Regions from separate parts of the Mus musculus genome. Here region 1 is linked to region 2. The links are chromatin loops, found by intact Hi-C in ENCODE. Cell type or tissue: heart. All regions are shown on one strand. Each heading gives the region's core, and the rest is flanking DNA. Links, peaks and the distances in the headings are about the cores only.

What was found. Peaks named below come from ENCODE experiments on the same cell type or tissue, not always from the same donor. Only the 100,000 strongest peaks of a DNase experiment are listed, where the experiment ranks them.
Region 1: a loop joins it to region 2, with 4 times the contacts of the local background. A loop is called at or near these places in 9 of 42 quality-filtered maps.

What each region holds. Positions count from the first base shown.
Region 1 is chr2:160,787,962-160,799,351 of GRCm38, forward strand. All of the region lies in intron 2 of Zhx3 (zinc fingers and homeoboxes 3), which reads right to left. Among named protein-coding and RNA genes, the nearest start is that of Plcg1, 62 kb to the left of the region's middle. In heart, for the core only: CTCF peaks have their summits at 3,634 and 5,419 (motif pointing left); a DNase peak (open chromatin) is centred at 9,180.
Region 2 is chr2:160,724,179-160,735,568 of GRCm38, forward strand. Plcg1 (phospholipase C, gamma 1) reads left to right here and starts at 7,132. Exons shown (of 34, transcript NM_021280.3): 1 at 7,132-7,166; 2 at 7,540-7,855. The coding sequence starts at 7,639. It overlaps Gm52567 (a long non-coding RNA gene), which reads right to left and starts at 6,569. Exons shown (of 2, transcript XR_003954082.1): 1 at 5,528-6,569. In heart, for the core only: CTCF peaks have their summits at 5,841 (motif pointing right) and 7,946; DNase peaks (open chromatin) are centred at 5,913, 7,063, 7,413, 7,843 and 1 weaker place; H3K4me3 peaks cover 3,352 bases; H3K27ac peaks cover 2,034 bases.

The DNA.
Region 1 (11,390 bases), core at 1,416-9,415, 63 kb after region 2:
ATCTCCCTGGTAGGCACAGATAACTTAACTGTTTACTACACAACCAACAAGTTCTTTCTGTATTTGACTTGTCTCATGGTTGAAGGTCTTCATCTTACACTTTAGTAACTGCCTGTGCAGTGTAAGCACCTTCAATTCATTCTGCAGACTCTCTTGGGATCAGTTCTTTGAGCACAGCCAATCACCAAACTATATCCTCAGTCCTTTGCGCACATAAAAATTTGTGTCTGTCTTTTCCAAATGTGGCAATTAGAAATGAAAGAAGTCCTCAATTTGCAGCTCACCCAGAAGAGAAGTCAGTGGGAACCGTGTCTACCATTGTGATACCTCCCACATCTATGTCAAAATCTTGTTTCATTTTTTTTTAAGGAAGCACTGCTGGGCTGGGCAGACAGGGATTATCCTACCACAGGCCCTGGTCATTCAGGCAGACATTCCTAATACTTCCAAACTTTCTGACCTTTTCCTCTTCAAATTCTACCATGTCACACAATGCTTGGCATATAATGATAGTTTTTAGTTATTAAACACATGGATAAATGGGATCTAGGCATGGAGTTAAGAATTCTAATACCTGGACGTGGTGGCGCACGCCTTTAATCCCAGCACTCGGGAGGCAGAGGCAGGCGGATTTCTGAGTTCGAGGCCAGCCTGGTCTACAGAGTGAGTTCCAGGACAGCCAGGGCTACACAGAGAAACCCTGTCTCAAAAAACCAAAACCAAAAACAACAACAATAACAACAACAACAAAAGAATTCTAATAGCACAGCGCTATCTGTATTGGCTTACACTATAGCTCGCATGAGCTGAAGCCCTAGTTCAGGATGTAGTCCAAGCAGATGAGAGTCACACGCAGTCTGTACCTTCATCATCTGCCGACATTACTACTAACCAGGGTTACTACTAACCAGGGTTACTACTAACCAGGGTTACTACTAACCAGGGTTACTACTAACCAGGGTTACTACTAACCAGGGTTACTTAGTACAAAAACTATTGGCTTTCTATTGTCTGGTTCTTTTCACTCAGCTGTCTCAATGTCCTTTTATGTTGTAATACTGTATCACAATGCCCTTCCTTTTGAAGACTAATATTCCACTCTCTATATCCATCACATTCTTTTTTATCTCCTTGTCTGTCAGTGGACATTAGGCTGTGTCCACCTCTTAACTCTTGTGAATAATGCTTCGAAATAGGAGTTCATAAGTGAATAAACATATGCTTTTCCTTAGTCCTCCCTCCCCAATCCTATGATGCTGGTGGGGCAGCAGCTGCAGGTGTCATCAGCTGGCCTTATCTTTTAGTTCTTGTCATTAAACTAGCTTCCTCTAAAGCTTGTTTCCTAGTCCTTTTTAATGACAGTTTGGTTGTCTTCTTTTTAAGTGAACTCTGTTGGCATTTCCTCTAGGCTCTACCCCACAGTTACTTAGCAACAGTTAGGTATGCCTGACTCACTATAAAAGGGTCTACTTGCCCCCTTCTCACTCTCCTGCTCTTACTCCCTTACTTTCTGTCCCTAGTCTCCCTATCCCCCGCCCCCATGTGCTCATGGCCAGGTTCTACTCCATTCCTCTACTCTTTCTCTTTCTTTCTCTCCCTTTCTACCTTTCTCTGTCTCTACTCCCCCCTCAACTCCCCTCTCCATGCCCTAAATAAACTCTATTTTATAGTATACCTTCGTCTTGAGGCTGGTACCTCAGGGGGAAGGGATGCCTCAGCATGGGTCAGCAGAGGCACCGCCTTCTCCCATACCATACTGTGCCTCCACTAAACATATCCCTGGCTTCCTTTTCTTTTTATAAAGAACAACAAACTCAACAAGTTAATTTTTAAATTTATTCTACTTGTCAAAGGGGGAAGAAAGCTATTGAGCCCTTTCTTGCCTTTTCTGTTAAAAAAGTTCTAGTTCCTTCATCCAGAAAAAGGCAGTGCTCCATCAGGGAAAAGTTGCAGAAGTACAGGCTCCAGTCTCTAGAAGCAAAGGCCAAACTCTAAAGTACACACTCACTTCTGGAGGTGTGTTCTGAATGCTGTTAAGGTTACCATTTCTTTCTTGATAGGCAACCTTAAATGCCATCCAATGGGTTGCTCAGCTTAAGAGTCAGGATACATCTACAAAATCCACTTCTGATCTTCTATCAAACTACCAGGCCCAACTGTACTTCATCAGTAAAGTTCCATATTTTCCCAGAGCTCTTCAAGATCATAGTCATGTCCAGCCTCTTTTTAAAATGCACCAGTACTGCTCACTAGGCTTCTTTCTCCATGGTCCGATGGCTTTCCAAAAGCTACACTTCCTCATCCTACCCTGGGGGTTAGGATTTCGATGCATAGGTTTGGGGGACACAAACATTCAGAGCACTGCACCAGATGTCCAAGCAGAGATCTCCCTGTCACTCCCACATCATGTGCCCTGCTCCGTTCTTCCCCTATGTGCTGTATTAGTAGGCTTTGTCCTCTCTGACCAAAACAGCTTGAGAACATGGATTACCTACTTGTCTAATTGTTGTGACAGACTTCCTGACAAAGGCACTGAAGGAAGGGACTTGCTGTGGCTCACAGTCCAGGGCACAGCTCACCACACCACTTTTCACTCTTGAATGTGTCCCTTGATAAGTAGAACTCAAGATTTTGAAGTAGTTCAATTGGTCTTATCACCTTCTGTCTATCTTTTCAGTGTCATAGATAAGAAAACATTACCTAATCTAATGCAATACAGATTTTTTCCCCCTGTGTTGTCTTCAAAGTGTTTTATAGTATTAATTTTTTAATTTGGTCTTTGATCCATACTGCATTCATTTTTCCTGCATGGTGAAAGGGTCTAGCTTTATCTATCTGCACAGGGATATCTAGTTTTCCCAGCACCATTTGTTAAAAGGACTGTCCTTTTTCCACTAAAAAGAATGATCAAAGATCAACTATGTGTGTATCCTGTTAATTTCTGAGCTCTCTATTTTATTCCATTGATCTATGTTTCCATTAACAATTTTAATATTGATATATATTGAAATTATATTTTAAATAAATTAAATAATGCTTTATTTGTTTTGTTTTTCAGTTGGACTGCTAGAACATTTAAAACCACACATACAGTTTCTACTATATTTGTACTGGGCAGCACTACCCTAGATGCTGTGAATGGAGCCGCAGGCAGTTGGAGGCACTGTGGGATGAACTGATTCTGAGATCTCTTCCCCCTTCGCTTTGCCTACTATTACAGAACACGGGGAGAGGGAAACACGGTGGCTAGGGAGGCCTGTGAGTGGAGCACACTCAGGTTTCAGAACCTGGCTGCTTCAACACAGCAGCCATTAGCTGCAGGTGTTCATGTACCTACCAGACACTCACGATGTAGCCAATGTGAAAATTCAGAGTTCTGTAAGTGTAAAATACTGCAAAGACATAGTACAAAGGATAAAAGATCTAAAAAGTTAAACCAATTATATATTAAAACAATTAATATATTACTATATCTGGTCAAATAAAATATATAAATTACTTACTGTTGCATATACATGTAAGTACATATTACATATGCACATATTTGTAAAAGAAAAGCTGCATGGGAGAGCATGGGATACTCCTGTTGGAGTCAGAAGACCACTTTCAGACTTAGCTCTGCCTTTCCACCAGGGGTCCTAGAGTCTCAATTTAGATTTTCAGGTTTATGCGACAAGCATTGTTATTTACTGAGACATCTCTCTGGCCCATAAAAATATATTATTAATATTAACTTAGTTAAGCTTCTTTCTCTTTTTCTTTCCTTGTTCTGGTTATTTTCTTTCCCTCCCTCCCTCCCTCCTTCCTAGCCTTCCTTCCATCCTTTCTTCCCTTCGCTTCCCTTTCCCCTCTTCCTTCTTTGAGACAAAATCTTACTATGTATCCCAGGAACTTACAAACTCTCTGCTTCAATGCTAGATTATAGGTATGTGCCACTATGCCCAGATCTATTTTGCTTGGGTTTCCCCCCTAGACAGGCTCTCATATAGCCTAAGGCAGCCTTGTATTCACTATACAGTCACAAATGACTTTAGCCTCGTGATGTTTCTGCCTCCATCTTCAGAGGACTGGAATGACAGATGTGTGGCAAAATGACTCTGTCTCTGCTCTACTTCGTTTTTCAGTGCTGGGAACTGAACCCAGGGCTTCCCCGAATGCTAAGAAAGCACTTGACCGCTGAGCTCCGGAATTATGAGTGTCCTCCACCAAAACAAGGCATTTTCTATATTTAATGATCGCTTAGACCCACGGTCTACAGTAGGGCTCACTTGCATACTTTATGAATTTGGAAAAATTGACTGTATTCACTATTGCAGCATCATGCTGTGTTTACCTTCTTATCCTTTCCTCCCACTGCAAACCACTCATCTTTTTCCTACTTCTGCAAACCTGTCTTTTCCAAGATCTATCATAGAACCACAGAGCATGTGGATTCTATGACTTACTGTTATGCAGTAAAGTTCCATGCGTGCCTGGCCACACTTAAGTCCCTGTTCCTGAAAGTACTAGCCTCTCTGCCCTCTCCTTCTCCTCCTCCTTCTTAACCGCCTCAATCTCTAGCAGAGTTGAGCACACAGTATACACTCATAGATGTTGAGTCTACAATGACAAAGATACAGGGAAGGACTAGCTTCTCATGGAAGTCACAACCAGACAGAAAAGGATCTCACACAAACAGGTTAGGCTGAAATGTCTGTTCATCAACAGCTAGAGTCATTCACAAGCTGCAATCAACACTTTAATCAAAAGTATTTCAAATGTGTCACAATGAAGAGTTAGAGAAAATAGCCTCTAATGGTCAGAAGACTGGGACTGGCTTAGAAGCCTGGGGACTAGCCACAGAAACAGGATGGCTAAAACCACATTCCATATCCATTAAATACTGATGGCCAGACAGACCTTACCAGAATAGAGGCACTGAAATGAGCCTTTGATGTAGTTTCCACAGAAAGCCACCAACATGATTAAAGGACTAGAAAATGAGATTTATGGGTTATGGTCAGAGGAACAGAGACAACTTTGCCTAGACAAGAGAAAAGGCTAAAGAGTGACTTAATAACCATTTTCAATCATTGTTATTACACAGACAACAGTAACCAGATGGTCTCCATTTCCACCAAAGACAGAATATTGAAAAGTACTTAAGCTGCAGCATTTAAAAAAAAAAGTTGTCTAGGTTAACAAAGAACCTGACAGTTAAGAACTAGAATACAGTGAAACAGACCCAGGGAGTGTGGGGTGTAGCATTTCTGAACCCCTTATTAGACTGGAAAGCAGCAAAAGAGAAGGGCGTGTTCAGGCAGTCCTTTGTTGAGAGCCATTTCTCAACTGGCTACTCCTCAAAGCTTCTAACAACTAACCATAAGAAACAAAAAAGAAGGTATGAACATTGAAGCATAGCACCCTCTGGTGTACATAACTGTCCTTCGATCAAGGAACATTCTTGAAGTCATGCTTCTCAATATCTGAGATCCAAATCATGATAAAACTTAGACAAATGTACAAAGTTACTATAGGATTCATTTATCACTATATCTTCTATTATCAAGCATATACCATGCACTCCCTTTGGAACAAGGATTACCATAAAGGCAACTTCAACTCCCATACTTAGTCAACACTGGTATCACCCAATAGCCTTCTGAATGTTGAGTTCAGACTTTGGTACAGCAGTTGTACCAAAGTTGGCAGGTGAGCACTTCGTGTTGAGGCATGATAATACCATCTGCCAAATAATACGAATTTGCCGAATTTTTTAAGTGTATCTATCATGTACAAAAGTAAGGAAACAACATGCTTCTGTTCTGTTATAGTTAATGCTACACACAGCCCTTCCTCACTAATACCACAGTCCTCCTAGAAACATAGGATCAGGATATACATGTTGAGATATCCCATAATACGGTACCAATTTCTGTCTTAGTTAGGGTTTTTATTATTGTGACAAAACCATGACCAAAAGCAATTTGGGAATGAAAGGGTTTATGTCATTTTATACTTCCAGGTAACAAACCATCACTGAGGGAAGTCAAGGCAGGAATTCAAACAAGGCAGGAATTCAAACAAGGCAGGAACTGAAGCAGAGGCCATGGAGGAGTGCTACTTACTGGCTTGTTTCCTTAGCCTGCTTTCTTCTTCTTTTTAAAAAAAATACTTATTTATTTTATGTATATGAGTACACTGTAGCTGTCTTCAGACACAACAGAAGAGGGCATCAGATCCTATTACAGATGGTTGTAAGTCACCATGTGGTTGAACTCAGGACCTCTGGAAGAGCAGTCAGTGCTCCTAGCGACTGAGTCATCTCTCCATCCCCTAGTGTGCTTCCTTATGTCATTCAGGACCTGCCCAAGGGTGGTACCCACAGTGTGCTGGACCCTCTTACATCAATCACTAAGAAAATGCTTGACAGACTTGCCTTATGGAAGCATTTTCTTAACCTAGAGTCCCTCTTCCCAAATGACTCTAGCATCTGTCAAACTGACATAAAACTATGCAACTCACTACTCCCTACATCCCAAATTCTAACAGGCTGTGCTTACTCTTCATAAGATATATCTTCTTTTGCCTTTATCTTTTTTATTTTTGCTTTTATTATTATTATTATTTTTAATACAAAAGGCATTCAGCCAGAAACCTTCTGCCGGCTGGATGAAGGTTTACATGCCTGTAAAGCTAGCAACTGGGAAGCTGAGGCTAAAGAATTATTCATTCAAGGTCCCTCTGGGCTACATAAATAGACTCTTTCTCAAAATAAATGAGAATTTTAAAAATCCTTTATTTTAAAAAAGATTTATTTATTTTTATTTTGAATGTTTGAGTGTTTTGTCTGCATGCATATATGTGTATCACATGCATGCCTGGTACCCTTGGAAGCCAGAAGAGGGTATTAGATCCCTGGAACTGGAGTTCCAGATTGTAAGGAGCCATGTGGGTACTGGAAACTGAACCCAGATCTTCTGGAAGAGCAGCAGGAACTACTCTTTACTAAGCCATCTCTCCACTCTTTAAAAAGAATCTTTTATACTCCTCTCCATAACTTTAGTCATCTTGGTAGCAGATGGCAAGCAAGTTCATTTTCATGATATACATACTTCTTGCATGTGATTCACCTTGCCAAGAAGATGATGTATTCTAAATGAGTCTCACAGTTTTGCTGAGAGGAACAGACAGACACAGGTAAAACCTGAAGCTCATAGTTCTATGGGCACACTTAAAAGGAAAAGGCAGCCAGGCAGTGGTGGCGCACGCCTTTAATCCTAGCACTCGGGAGGCAGAGGCAGGTGGATTTCTGAGTTCCAGGCCCGCCTGGTCTACAGAGTGAGTTCCAGGCCAGCCAGGACTATATAGAGAAACCCTGTCTTGGAAAACAAACAAACAAACAAACAAACAAACACAACAACATTAAATAAATAAATAAATAAATAAATAAATGGGAACATTAGAGAACAGTTAGCAAATGTCCCTAAGGACACCAGGCAGAGTTCACATCCTGTGAGTGAGAGAACAGGACACATTGAATGAGAAGGGGTTGTGTAGGCAGGAGAGGGGAATATGCTTCATTCTAGGTGTAAAAGGCCCAAGGTTTAAAAATGGCTCAGTCACCCCTTAGAGCATGGAACCATGCAACACACTTTCCCATATTCTGCCATGTCTTTAAGGAGTAATAAGAGAAAGGCCTGGAGCATATTAATCCGCTACTAGGACAGTATATACCTAATGGTCAAACAACACAAAGACCATGCTCTAGTTCCACAGCAGTGAGCCAGTCAGGGTCAAGTCAGGCTGCAAGCACAGAGTGTGGCTGGGACAGCAATTTCTCTGACTCCCTTCTTAGTTCCCTTGCCCGGCACAACCGACAGCCTCATCCCAGACCCACCCCTACTTCTGCTGCACTGTACACTGCCTCAAACTCTCAAGCACAGTGTTCCTCCTCAACAAGATTTATCTGAGCAAAATCTGTTAAGTTTTATCACTCTGCCTCTATCACATTATACTATGGAATACAAGCGAAGTTTGGTGGCCAAGCTGGTACATGTGATTAGAATTTTGAGAACAAAACCCTAGACCTATAAACCAAATACCATCCTCTGCCTAAATGACCTGTTTTGTTCTTCCTCAAAGCCATCTTTGCCCACTATTTTATATTGATAAACTGTCTCCTAGCCCCCAAGATAGGAGAAGGGATAGCTATTACTCTCTTTTCAGTTTGGAGTTACCTATTTCTTTCTTTTTCTTTTTCTTTTCTTTTCTTTTTTTTAGGTATTTTCTTCATTTACATTTCCAGTGCTATCACAAAAGTCCCCCATACCCTCCCCACCCCATTCCCCTACCCACCCACTCCCACTTCTTGGCCCTGGCGTTCCCCTGTACTGGGGCATATAAAGTTTGCACAACCAATGGGCCTCTCTTTCCACTGATGGCCAACTAGGCCATCTTCTGCTACATATGCAGCTAGAGACACGAGCTTGGGGGGGGGGGGTACTGGTTAGTTCATATTGTTGTTCCACCTATAGGGTTGCAGATCCCTTTAGCTCCTTGGTTACTTTCTCTAGCTCCTCTATTGGGGGCCCTGTAATCCATCCAATAGCTGACTATGAGCATCCACTTCTGTGTTTGCTAGGCCCCGGCATAGTCTCACAAGAGACAGCTATATCTGGGTCCTTTCAGCAAAATCTTGCTAGTGTATGCAATGGTGTCAGCGTTTGGAGGCTGATTATGGGATAGATCCCTGGATATGGCAGTCTCTAGATGGTCCATCCTTTTGTCTCAGCTCCAAACTTTGTCTCTGTAACTCCTTCCATGGGTGTTTTGTTCCCAATTCTAAGAAGGGGCAAAGTGTCCACACTTTGGTCTTTGTTCTTCTTGAGTTTCATGTGTTTACAAATTGTATCTTATATCTTGGGTATTCTAAGTGTCTGGGCTAATATCCACTTATCAGTGAGTACATATCATGTGAGTTCTTTTGTGATTGGGTTACCTCACTCAGGATGATACCCTCCAGGTCCATTTCAAACTGAAGAACACCAAGCAAAAGGGTTTAGCTAGGGAAATGGCTTGTTGAGCACTCGGGAGGATGTTGAGTGTACAGCCTCCTGAGAGAAAAGAGAAACCTGACCGAGTACTGTAAAAGTAGGTCACTGCTTCAATAGCTGGCAGCATGCCCCATCTTGTTTCTGACTTCAGTGTCACAAGAAAGGAACTGCCCAGTCTTAGAATAGGTGCTCCACCACCAGCTGGCTACCTCAGCCTGGCCTTCCAGCTGGCATTCTAGAAGCAGCACACAGGCCAGGGCACTGTGGAGTTCACCAAGCCTTTGTCATTGCTGACATGAAAGAGAGATGGTGAGGTTTTTCTATTTTGTTTTGGACAAGCTGGGAGAGAGTTCAAGGCTGTCCTGTGAGTATTTCCTCAAACTTATTAGCAGGGTTCAGTGAGATCACTGCTGTATGTGCAGGCAGCCTTGGCTGCTAAGGCATCAAAATTCTGGCTCTGTTGGGGAAATAAAAAAGCTGTGTTTTTCCCAAAAGGGGGGAGGATAAGAATTACTGATGGAGAATATCAAATGCCAGTAGACTAGAAATAATGAAGTTTTTTTGGTGTAAACTTACATAATGCTATTAACCTTTGTTCACTGTGAAAAAGAAATGACAAAAAAAAAAAACCTCTGTAACTTTGTTGATTTAACCTAAGTTTATATTTAATCAATCAAAGTGAATGCAAGTGAAGTCAAGTATGCCTATAATCCCAACTCTTAGAAGACTGAAGCAGGAGGATTGTCACAAGTTTAAAGACTAAGAGTGAAATCTTGTCTCATAATTAAAAAATAAAGGCAAGACTTGAAAAACATCAAAAAGTAAGTCATTATTTTGCAAAGTTGTGCTCAGCCAGACTGACTATGCCTTGTAAGGTAGAGACCTCACGTTCCTAGGCTCCTTTTTATGGTTAGAGCTACTGATATATTAAAAATGGAAAGTTATATATCTACCAAATACCATATGATTCCAAGCTGCAAGTAAGAAACCCAATTTAAGATGGCTCACAATAAAGGAGTGTTCTGACATGTGAAACAAAGTTCAGTGCAGGGTGGCTTCAGTTTGACTTAGGTATTCTACTTTGTTAGTCTATCCTAAGGGTACCTTCCCTAATCAAGGGTAACAAACAACAATCCCAAGCTTCCAATCCCCCCAAATATAGGTCAGAAGGAAGGCTGACTTTGGGGGTAGGGCTGTTACAAGACTGAGGACTGTTTTTGGTTTTGTTGTTGTTGTTCTTTTGTTTGTTGTTTTTTTTCCTCCCAAGCTCCTTACAAACTTTCTGGGTCATAGCCAGCCCTGAACTCTCCACTGGCACTATGGCCACTGGATTCATCCTGGGTTAACATGTGGAGTTACATGGCTTAGTTAAGTAACCAAGACCCAAGGTTAGAGCTCAGAAGGAAGTCCTTTTTGTATGAGAATGAAAACAAACATGATTTGCTAATACAGAGAGGGAGGAGGGAGGGAGGAGGAGGGACATGGTGAAAGTACAGAGTTGTCTCTTTATCTGATACATAATTTGACCCTCAGAGTGCTAATATTAAGAGAAATGTACTTTGAGTGGTACTGTTTCATTACTTAATAACCATAAATACGTAATGCCTGTCCAGAGGCAATTCCTCCTGGAGGACACTCAGGTAGAAGCATGCCTTGGAGCTCTGCATAAGGAAACCAGGCAAAGGTACAGTGAAATGCATGCAAGGGCTATGCTTATATTGCTCTCCAGAAGGCAAGGCACAGACAGCAAGTTATTATTATCTGGTGTTGTTTTAGTAGCTGGATCAGATGATGTGGTCAGATCCTTCCTTTCAAATGATCTTAGGAATGGTAAGGTAAGGACTGACTTAAGAACAAGATTTCAGAAAATGAGCTCAAACATGACCTCTAAATTGTTTCAAACTATTGTTATTTCAGACAATTCTCTCCATGTGTACTTGTGTGAGTGTGTGTGTGTGTGTGTGTGTGTGTGTGTGTGTGTGTGTGTGTGTGTGTGTATGTGTGTGTGATATAGACTTTTTTTTAATAAAAAAGATTGAGGGCTACTGGATATTTAGCTCAGGTAGATACAGGAAGAATTCAAAGCTAACAGAGTGCCTGTCTTCAAACAGTACAGCCACTGCCATCACCATTAACAAACAAACAAAATCACTGTAAGCCCTCACCAACTTTCTTGCATTTGTTTTGAGCCTTTCAATAATACCATGATTTAAATATCAACAGAACTTACAATTGACAATATAGTCAAAAACCATTTTCATATATACTCTTAGGGAAAGGGCTATAACATTCAAATCCTATCTAATATTTGTTCAGAGAATTTAAAAGTCAATTACATAGTGGGATAATAAATCT
Region 2 (11,390 bases), core at 2,254-10,253:
CTGCACTGTCTTTTCCCACCCTCTGCATCCAGTGTCTACCACAACCCTCTCCCTGGGTTCTAACCCTGGTCACCAGTGACCACGCAACAAGGAGAGAGTGCAGTCTTCATTCACCATCTTGCCTAAGCTCTTTTTGGGTGGAATTGAATGCTGTTACTTTACATGCCATAAATGTAACATTTTAATAAATGATTTTTAGTAACTGCTGACAAGTTCATCCATCATCATGGGTCAGTTTTAGATCACTTTTCATCCCTCACACCCATTTGCAGCTATTCTGCACTCCCATATGCATCCTCCACTGGTCTCAGGTTTATTCTCTAAACATGTCTTATGGATGTTTTATTTGAAAGAGCTCATAGTATATGTCCACCCCTTGTAAAAGTGCCTCTCTGGCTCCTGTAATGTCGCCCAGTTTCACTCCTATTTCTGTCAGGCTGTTTGTGGCTGAGACATTTTTAATGTAGCTGCCATCGTCCTTCTCATTTCATGTAGCCAATGCAGTCACACTCCTGAGCTCTGCACGCACAGTCAGCCACACAGTTCTGCAGGATATCCACAGAAACCTCTGGAGGACAACTCAGGACTCGCTGTTCTAAGCCTGCTGGGTCTGGGTTTCCTGTGTGTGAAAAGCACCTCACTGAACCAGGCAGACTCAGCCCTTGGCCCTTCCTTCCAAGCTCATATCTAGTAATTTGTCGACTTTGAAATTCTTTCCTAAATACTTGTACCACATATAGGCATTTTCCCAATTTTTAAAATTTCTTACATTTTTTTAAACCTTTTTTTTTTCTAGAACTTTTATTTCAGCCCTTGCAGATCCCTCCTATAAGACATTTTCAATTTGTTCGGAACAAAAGAGCACTTCTTGGAGAACATACTGCCCTGAAATGACCTCAGTCAAGCTAGTTTTGGATGCTTATGAGTAGTCCCCTGATGACAAATCAGTAAACAGGGAGGGAGGGGAGATTTAACAGACTTTCCCCACAACCCTAAGGAAGCAGCCTTTTTGAAATTGCCATATAGATTTTTTAGGTTAAATAATTACGCTGTACTTACATATTTTAAAAAATCTTTCAGAGAAAATATTCCTGGAAAACAGTGCTCATCAGTGCAGAGGCTGGGGCTAGTGGTGTAGGCCAGAGGCAGGGCCCGTGACCCTGGGGTCTGCCCATAACACTATAAAACCACCACCACCAAAACCGTCAATGTAATCAGTTCCCAAAGTTGGGTGGAGGCTCACTATACTAACTGTCATGCCTGTACTTACATTGGAAAATCCTTATAGCCGGGCAGTGGTGGCGCACGCCTTTGATCCCAGCCCTTGGGAGGCAGAGGCAGGCAGACCTCTGAGTTCGAGGCCAGCCTGGATGTTTAAATTAAGGCAATTATGCTTAAATTAAAATTCCCAGTGACCGCAGATCTGCCCTATATACTGTCTGGGTAGAAGTTACAAGGAGTATATTTTTCAAACTCAAACTTCACACGTAAGATGGGTGCATCTTAGGGCTAGAGAGATGCTTAAGGGGTTAAGAACACTTGTTACTCTTGCAGAGGATTGGTGTTTGGAACCTAACAACTACATGGTGGCTCACAGCCAACCAAGTAACAATTCCAGGTGATCCAGTAATCTCTCCTGACCACTGTGCACCGGGCACACAACTGGTGTGCATGCGTATACACAGGCAAAGCACTCATACACAAAGTAATTTTTAAAAGGTAGGTACAGCTTACGTGTAAATTATTCTTCAATAAGTCTGGGCTTTCAGAAGCAGTGGGGACGATGTGCTTTGATAACATTGGATGGTTCTCTCATGGTGAAAAAGACAGACTCAAGGCTGGAGAGATGGCTCAGCAGATAAGAGTCCTGAATTCCCAGCAACCACATGGTGGCTCACAACCACCTGTAATAATATCTGATGCCCTCTTCTGGTGTGCCTCAAGACAGCAACAGTGTACTCATCTATAATAAATGAATAAGTCTTTAAAAAGAGAAAAAGACAGACTCAAAGATTCATGCAAAGTTTACTGATAGGACTGAATGTAGGGAATCAATATTTATAAATAGTTTTTAACAATCCTATTCAAAGTATACACGTGCCACTGAACACATACTTGGCATTTTAATCATTCATCTTTAAACCTTTGTACTTCCTTTGCAGAAACACTCCACAAAATACCTTGGGGTGACCTTATTGTGAAAGGAATAGTTACCTCATTTGGAGAGGCTGTTTGTCATGAATACACAGCACCTCTCACTTTGTTCTCTTCCCATAATCACTAAAGAATCTAGATAAGGTCCTTCTTGCTCCCTGTGCCTTTGTCAGACCAAGCATGGCCTGTTTCTGAACAGGCTTGCTGTGTTCCTGCCCTGCTGAGATTCTCTAGAAGGCACAGTAGGGATGTGTGCTGGAACAAAGGGGGCGAGAGTAAAAGCAAGTCCATGCTGGTCTCAGTTTCCCCTGTCTTCAGCACCACATGCTTGACCTCAGTGAAACAAGCACTGTACCGGCCGTTCCTGGCTGAAGAGAGCTAATGGGAACAGTCAGTAGTGAGGCAGCCAGGGCTGTGGACACAAGAGGTTGTTGGGAACTGTTGGCATAGATGTGAGTTATGGAGCTTTTGTTCTACAAGACAGGGTTTCTCTGTGTACCCTTGGCTATCCTGGAACTTGCTCTGCAGACCAGGCTGGCCTCAAACTCATAAAGATCTGCCTGCCTCTGCCTCCCAAGTGCTGGGATTAAAGGTGTGCCACCACCACCCAGCAGGTACGATTTTTAACTTGAGTAAAAACAAACAAAACCCCTAAAGTTCCTTTAAGGGACTGAGAATGCAACTGACTTAAGGAAAGGAGCCCGGAGGTTATGATGTCAGAAGGGATGGGGCCCTAGATAGGTTTGCAGGTCAGAGGACAAGGGCTTATACTGCAGGTTCACTGAGGTGTGCACTTAGGAAGTGCTTGCTGCATGTACAGTTAACAGCAGAGGAAATAAGGGACGGAACACAGCTTGATGAATGGATTAAGCAGACACTTCAAGTCTAAGTCTTTGTCTCCCTCTGTGAACGGAACATCACTATGCTCTGACATGATGACTTCTAGAGTCAATCATTATAACGAAGAAAAGTGTGTTAGCACTTGGTACTAGCCTGCTAAGAATGCCCTCTGTTATTTTAATCACATACATAGTCATGTGAGAATATTTTCTTATAATTTAATTCCAGGAAAATGTTATTCCCTTTCCACAGAACTAGTTAGCAAACATTGAGAGTCACTACTTTAGCTACTATAGAGCTCAGCCACAGCTGCCTCTTAATCGCAGCAGCTCCATTACCACTCAACCATACTGTGATTGCCCTTATAATCACATCTCCCATTTCAACCACACAGCATTTTTGTCCTTTTGTGTTTTAAGTGCCCTCTATTTTTCCTAAAGAGCTTGGTGCAGTGGTGCCCACTGGATGTCTCAATTCTTGGGAGGCTGGGGAGGCCTCAAGTTTAAGGCCAGCCTGGGTTCTACAAGCAAGACCATACCTGAAGAAAAATGCAGTGAACATAGCAGCGTACCTGCTTCCTGTTCAAGGAAAGACTTGTCATCACTTCTGGAAGAAGTGTAAATAGAAATCCATCTGCCAGTCCGTCAGCTCACAAAGAGCCAGGAGGCTGAGGATGAACGTTTTGCAGAACAATGAACATCCATTCCAGGATAGCACTGCACAACACAGTTCCCTGGAAGTTGTCTGAGGCTGTTCGCACTCCCATCTCCTTCCTGTTGCTTCCACAATGCTGACCTTAGGGCTGCTCCCTAAAAAGTATTCTACCCACTAACCTATCAGAGACAGCACCCTAAAACAAATTCCGACCTAGCCGGGAAGCACAGTAGCTCACATTTTTAATCCCAGCAAGGCTGAGTTGCTGAGTCAGGAGAATAGCTAAACTCAAGATGAGCCTGGCTTTGACAAACTTGTACAAAATAACTAAAAACAGAAAACAGAGAAAGTGAGGTAGTTCTGTGGGTAAAGGTACTTGCTGTTAAACCTGATGGCCCGAATTCTATCTCTAGGACCCACATGGTAACTGTAAATAAAGAAGCTCACTTAGGATACCCAAGATATAAGATACAATTTGCTAAACGCATGAAATTCAAGAAGAACGAAGACCAAAGTGTGGACACTTTGCCCCTTCTTAGAAATGGGAACAAAACACTCATGGAAGGAGTTACAGAGACAAAATTTGGAGCTGCGACGAAAGGATGGACCATCTAGTGATTGCCATATGCAGGGACCCATCCCATAATCAGCTTCCAAACGTTGACACCATTGCATACACTAGCAAGATTTTGCTGAAAGGACCCAGATATAGCTGTCTCTTGTGAGACTATGCCGGGGCCTAGCAAACACAGAAGTGGATGATCACAGTCAGCTATTGGATGGATCACACGGCCCCCAATGGAGGAGCTAGAGAAAGTACCCAAGGAGCTAAAGGGATCTGCAACCCTATAGGTGGAACAACAATATGAACTAACCAGTACCCCGGAGCTCTTGTCTCTAGCTGCATATGTATCAAAAGATGGCCTAGTCAGCCATCACTGCAAAGAGAGGCCCATTGGACTTGCAAACTTTATATGCCCCAGTACAGGGGAACCCCAGGGCCAAAAAGGGGGAGTGGGTGTGTAGGGGATTGGGGGGTGGGTATGGGGGACTTTTGGGATAGCATTGAAAATGTAAACGAGGAAAATACCTAATAAAAAATAAATTAAAAAAAAGAAGAAGCTCACAATATGCTTACCACTGTTCTAAGTAGTTATTAAACGCAATATGAGATCAGGCCCACAGGCCAGAGGGGCAGCTGGGCAGTCTTTCCTTGACTCCAGGAACAGGCTTGGTATAAGCTAAGGTTGAAGCATGAGTGTTGCCTGAAATAAGCCCCAATCTGGGCTAGTCGGGGTGACGTCACAGGCAAGTGCCTTGTGTGGGGGCTAGAGCACCTCCCAGACAGCACAAATGTATATACATTACCAGTGACACCTACACATCCTTATATATGCTGAGCTGGGGGAAGCCCATACTGGCTACACCCTGTGTGTGCCCTACTTTTCCCAAACTTCCTTGGGTAGAAGGAGACACCTAAGGCCTAGGAAGCTAGGAAGAGGAAATGAGGCCCTGTTTCCCAATTATAGGCCTGGCAAACAAATTGCTGTTGGAAGAAAATCATGGAGCCCCTGGGGGTGGGGGTGGGGTCTTGTTACAGACACAAAAGCAAAAAAGGTTTGGGCTGAACACAAGGAAGCTCCCAGAAAATAGAATTTTAAAGCATACTGTAGCCTCTAGGCTGCTGGAGTTGGCACAGAAAGCTCAACAACGATTACAACATTTTAAGAGGGTGTCTCCTGAGAGAACCGGCCAGACCAGGCAGGCAGGGAAAGGCCCTGTTCAGCTCCATCTGCCCTCTCTGTCTAATCATCCTGGCTGGCCATTCCCCTCCACTGAGTAAAAACCCCAGGGCCTTTGCACATGCTGTTATTCATACCTGGAAAGTACTTTCCTCCAGCCTTCCCTTCAAAATACATATGTCCATCTCTTTACACCATTTGGCCTCTCTTGAAGTCCTACAGACATAAGACACAGCTCCTCTTACTTAATGATTGGCCAGCTAGCCAATGGCCACCAGGATTACCTCTCACCCAGTGGGCTCTCTTGTGGAACACAGACACTCAGCTTCCCACTTATTACATAGCCTGACTTCAAGTCACGGGGCTCTGAAACCTTGATTAGAAGATAATTAGGATCATGAGTTGTGCAAGCCAACCTCAAGTCCAGTTTCCGCCTACATCAGAGGCCTGTCACTAGGTGGCAGTCAGTCTATCTCAACTCCCCAGTCCCTCAGGACAAAGTTCCTCAGTGGTATACAGAATTCGGACGTTCTTGAGACCACCCTCAAGGGAAATAGCGCATCTGTCACTATTTGCCTGGCAAAGCGAAGGTGGCCCAGGTGGGTGGGTTGTCCAAACCCATACATCACAAATTCTAGTCTCAGGAATCCCAGGGGAGCTTTCCTGCAAGGGGATGTTGTGTGGGACTTCTCACCTCTGAAATGCAGATGCTGTCCAGAGCTGCAGGGTAGCTGTCCAACTAACTGTCTGCTCATCATTGGCCAGACGGCAGGATCAAGGGATGCCCTCGGGTTTACCCGTGCTGTTCAGAGAACGGCTTTTGGAAGATTGATTTTAAGTTATTTAACAGTCACAGACAGGTGTCATGTCTGGAGAATAGAGGCAAAGTCCGCGGTGAGGGATGAAGCAGGAGAGATAGGGGAAGGCAAGACAGGACTGCTGGGCCACGAAGCTGTGCTGATTTGAAGCACAGTGGGAATTCACGTACGCAATTTCAAAGGCTTTAGTGGTAAATTCTGAAGCTCAGATGCAGGCAAGACCCAAGAGGATAGTGTACACAGAGAGAAGAGGGGTCCTCAGGATCGTGCGTAGAGTGGAGAGAGCCCCAAAGGCAGGAGGGAAGAGCCTCAGTGGATTACTTAGGGATGAGGGAGAGAAGAAAAAAGGTTCTTGCAAGGTGTGGGGTCTTCCAAATTCAGGAGTTCACTGCCATATAGAGAAGGTGTAGCGGGTGAAAGGGGCCATGTGATGAGGATGGCAAGCAAGGCTGTGGCGCAGATGACGAGATGCCTGGGTCGGGAGGTCAGGGGAGACCCAGGATTGGGGTCACCTGTGTCTGCGCAGAGGGGAAGCCACCCTGCAACTGGCCCAGCACTGAGTCCAGAGGAAAATGAGGCAGAGGACAAACCAGAGCTTCGGAGACTAAGTGCAGGTAGGGCGCGGGCGGAGCGTGAGGAGGGCAGCGGACCACGCGAGAGGCCTCGAAGGCCACCGGACCCGCGTCCGAGAGTCTGAGGGCCCTGCCCACACCTGCGTGGCCCCCTCCCCAGAGGCCACACTCCAAGGCCACCCTAGAACCCGTCTGTCTGCTCAAGCCCTTGCAAAAGACGTCTGCGCAGAGGGGGCGTGGCAGGCGTGCTGTCACTCACGGCCTGTTAGCCAATCCACGAGTGCGCCCCTCCCCGGAGAGGGTGCGCGGAGGGCCCGCCCCCGCCGCCACCGCGGGTGTGAGGAGGCCAGGCTGGCGCGGCTCCCTCCGCCCGGCAGCCTTGCCAGGTAACCGGGTTCGGCGGGAGGGCTGGGGGTCGCGCAGCCCCCTCGCTCCCTGGGAGGCGTGCACACTGCCGCGGCGGGTCCCGTGTGGGCCGGAGGCCCGTGCGCGCGTCGGACCGACGGGCCGCAGCCTGTGGGCGGGGTTGCGTGCGTGACGGGCGGCCGTGCCCCGCGTTGTGTCAGGCCTGCGCGGGGAAAGCTCGGCCGAACCGAGGTGTCCAGGTCCGCCCGCTGCGGCCTGCCCCGGGTTGCGGGGCGCAGGCGCGGCGGTGGGCGGGGGTCGTCCCCAGGAGCGTCTTTGTTCCCGGCGCGCTGAGGGCGGAGCCTCACCCCGCCCCGCCCCCGCGCTCAGTCCCCGCCCCGCGTCCGCCCGCAGGAGCTGCCACCGGGTCCCGCTCGCCTCCCCGGCCGCCGCCACCGCCTCCGCCTCCGCCGCTCCGGGCCCGCCGGCTTGCGTCGCCGAGGTCGCTGCAGCATGGCGGGCGTCGCGACCCCCTGCGCCAACGGCTGCGGGCCTGGCGCACCCTCCGAAGCCGAGGTGCTGCACCTCTGCCGCAGCCTCGAGGTGGGCACCGTCATGACTTTGTTCTACTCCAAGAAGTCGCAGCGGCCAGAACGGAAGACCTTCCAGGTCAAGTTGGAGACGCGCCAGATCACATGGAGCCGCGGCGCGGACAAAATCGAGGGGTCCAGTAAGTGCGCCCCACTCCGGCCTGCCTCGCGCCTGCCCGCCTCCCAAACACTTGGGCAAACTTTCGGGCCTCGCGCCTGGCGCCCCGTCTCCGCCCAGTCCCTGGTGGTCACTCTGGGGCGGGTGGAGGGGGGCATCCGGGTCTTGGATCACCTGATAGGACACCCCCTCCCCCAGTAGGGGGGGAGTGTTCCAGGCACTTTGCCCTGAGGCCTAAGAGTCCTCACTGGTTGGACAAGTGGAGTGGGATTCCGGCCCTTAGCATCGGGCGGCTGTCAGTGGCTGTGAGGGGAAGCCAAGACAGGGACCCCCTCATCCAACCTGAGAACCTGGGGAACCGACAAGATCTTCCTGCCCACTGCCATTTCTCCAGAGTGTGCTGTCTGTGAAAACTCCTAAGAGCTCCGGGATGGGCTTATTGGCGCAAGAACCTTTGGAATCCTCATGTAGAACTTAGGCAGATGTTGGGGTAGGGCTGGTTGTGGAGCAGAGCGGGCCTACTCATCTCCCTCTTCTTTGGGAGGATGGGGTATGAAAGCTAAAACCGTGACTGCTTCCCCCTCCCCATGTCCCGTGGATGGTTTTTTTTTTTTTTTTTTTTTTTGCCCCAGATCTGAATTTTGGAGGTCCATGGTGCTAGGCAGCCATCCAAAGCTAGAGCCAGGGCTCCTTTGCCCTTGCAGCATATAACAAGGAGCTTGCATTCAGAAAGGTTCCCTGGCCTTGGGTTTTGAGGTCCAGCCCTTTGTGTTGGATGTTCTCGTGACCACAGGGTAGCCCAGAGTTGCTCCTCTGGTTTCCTGTCGTAGCCTTCCCAGACCTGAGTGTGGTGGGTTTACACACAAGTCTCTGGTGGGAGAAGTAAGTCAGGAGTTTTGAGAAACCTCGGCTCTTTCTGATAGTCATTTTCCTCGGTGTGAGGCAGGATGAGGAGTCTTTGCAACTCCAGGCTTTGAGATGTTTCTTACAAGAACCCCCAAAGAGTCTATGGTTGAAGGGACCTAGCCTAAGAGCCAGGTCTGTGTTAGAGAAGGGGGGGTGGTGTCAGGAAGTAACAACGGAGAGAAGGTCCCACAGATCTTCCTGGGGATGGTGTACATGTGTGTCGATGGGTGAGGAGATGAGGAGGAAGGAAGGTTTCTGTGGTAAGACAGCCATCCTCAACTACAAACTTCAGGTCTGACAGAATTGGCCCTTAACCATCACCAGTGCCCATCAGCCCTGGCCTCCGCTGGAAGAACATTTCAGTGATTTTCAGTGTTGGGGGATGGAACTGCAGACAGTTCCGGTAGTCCTGAGACATCACTCAGACATCAGGTTGCAGGCATGGCATTTTACGTTTGTAGTATTTCCTGTGTTTAAGTGGTGGCATTAGTTCCCCGGTAGCTAGCTCTTGGTAACAGCTGCACTGTAAACCGTGTGTGTAGCCCAGTAGTGGAAGATAGCTATGGTATTTGAAGCCAGTGTGTTAGCTGTACGTCACCCAGCCAGGTGCTTTCCCTCTCGGAGCCTCGGTTCCTCTGTAAGTTAGAAGAAGTATATTTACTATAAATGGTCACTTTTGGAAGTGAGATAGTTGGTGTAAAGTAAGCAAACTAAATATGTAATAGATGCGAGCAGAGACGTTACAGAAGTTTAAGAACCAGTTATTAGTAGCAGTAGCTATGGTAGATGCTTGTCCTCCTAGACCCTGGGATGGGGCTTCTGAGGGAGGTCTAATGTGGCTGTTAGAAAAAGAAAGGGCTCTGAGGGAGGAGGGCCGAGAGAGGGTCCCGTTCTCCTTAATTCATTACCCAGGAAAAAAGAGGAAACTCTTGTTTTGCCGTACATCGTTTACCCTTCTGTTCACCTGTCATGTAAGATGAGTTTCTATGTTTGGAATTTTGTACATTGGATGTCATTGTGAGTTGGGGCCTGGACAGAAAGAAGGGACTTAGAGACAGAACCATCCAGTCCGTTTTGTCTCACTTGGGTCTTTGAGGATGGGTGGCAGGAATACAGAGGACGTCACCTTTCCAGACCCACAAAAGTCACCCAGAGATATGCATGTTTTCATTGGGCCCGACCCTGTGATTTTTGGGGTCCAGAATGAAGGCTGCAGACTAGCCTGTGTGGACTTCATACCTTGTAAATGGAGCCCACCACCGAAGCCCTGCCCCACTTCTGCTGGAATGCACCTCACTGCCTTTGTGGGTTCCCAAACCTGCAGCCTCCTGCAGATTGTGAAAAGGATTGAGTTGCCAGCTGGGTCCCCTACTGTCTGGTCTCTTGTTCAGATGCCTCAGGTATTTGACTTTTTGCTGATAACCTTATCCCTACCTGAAGCCAGGCCAGAGAGAAAGACTGCCGCTGTCTGCCCTCAGGGTGCTCACGGAACAGAAGGACAGGCTGACTGCCATTTCCTAAATCTTGAGTTCTCTCACTGTGACACTTGTGAAACTAGTTAGCACCTTCTGATGTCTAAGGCAGCGGTCTACTTGAGAAGTGCTTTGGTGCTGTTTGGTTGTGTGACTGAAGTCAGGCTGGTGTCTGGCATTTATGTTGCAGAATTTAGTGAGTTAAAAGCAGCCATAGACTTCCTGCCCAGTGCTAAACAGACTTTTCACTCTGACTGCAGGCTAGTCCTCAGAGGACTCTGCTCCCAGGTTGTGTTGGTGGTAGGCCTTGGTCTCCTGTTTTCTGTAGCCTTTGTTGCCCCTTGTGAAGAGAAACCTCCATGTTTAGGTGGTATTTACAGGCAGAGACCTCCATCTTCATCAAAGACGCCTTCCTAGGCTTTCCATATGTAATGCCTGTAGTGAGATGGCTCAGACCTATTCTTCGTGAGGTTGTCCAGTTAAGGACCACTGTTGGCATAGTAGCTCCAGTAGAGACTCTAAAGCTATGTTGTTATTGTGGTGAGGATTGCAGTACCAAGGGGCTGGCTCTGAGAGTAGGTCCGTGGCACCTAAGAATTGTCTGCACATGTCCCTCAAGGATTCCTTTTTGCTGGCCCACAGTGAGAGAGCAGCAGAAAGCATGCGCCTGGATCTCCAGAGCCAGCCATTCCCGCCATGTGCTTCCTCTTTGACTATCATTTTTCCAGGGGAAGTTAGACCTCTTAGTGTTTTCTTGGCACCTCTGGCTTGCCTGCTGTGAAAGTTTTCGGGTCCCCTGAACCTGCTTCATAAATGACTAGCAGAGATGAGCAAACACAGTACCAGGAAGCCCAACACCCCAGCTTCTCCCTGGGACTTTGTGTCTGGAAGGGGAAGGTCTGCATAGATGCACATAGACTTGAGTTGGAGTTTAGAGAGCTTGATCACATTGCTTCATGTGGCTCTTTGCAATTATGTGCATTTATTTGTTCAGTAAATATTGTTTGTACACCCCTTATTTGACTTGTGGAGGAGACAAGACCAGAATGCAGTGATGAGAAGAAAGGGCTGAGCACAAAGTAGTAAAGCCCTGGGCAGAGAATGCACACTGGCTGCAGCTCGCCTGCTCTGTGACTTCCAATGGGCTACGTGTCCTTCTGAGCTTTTCATCTGTTCACA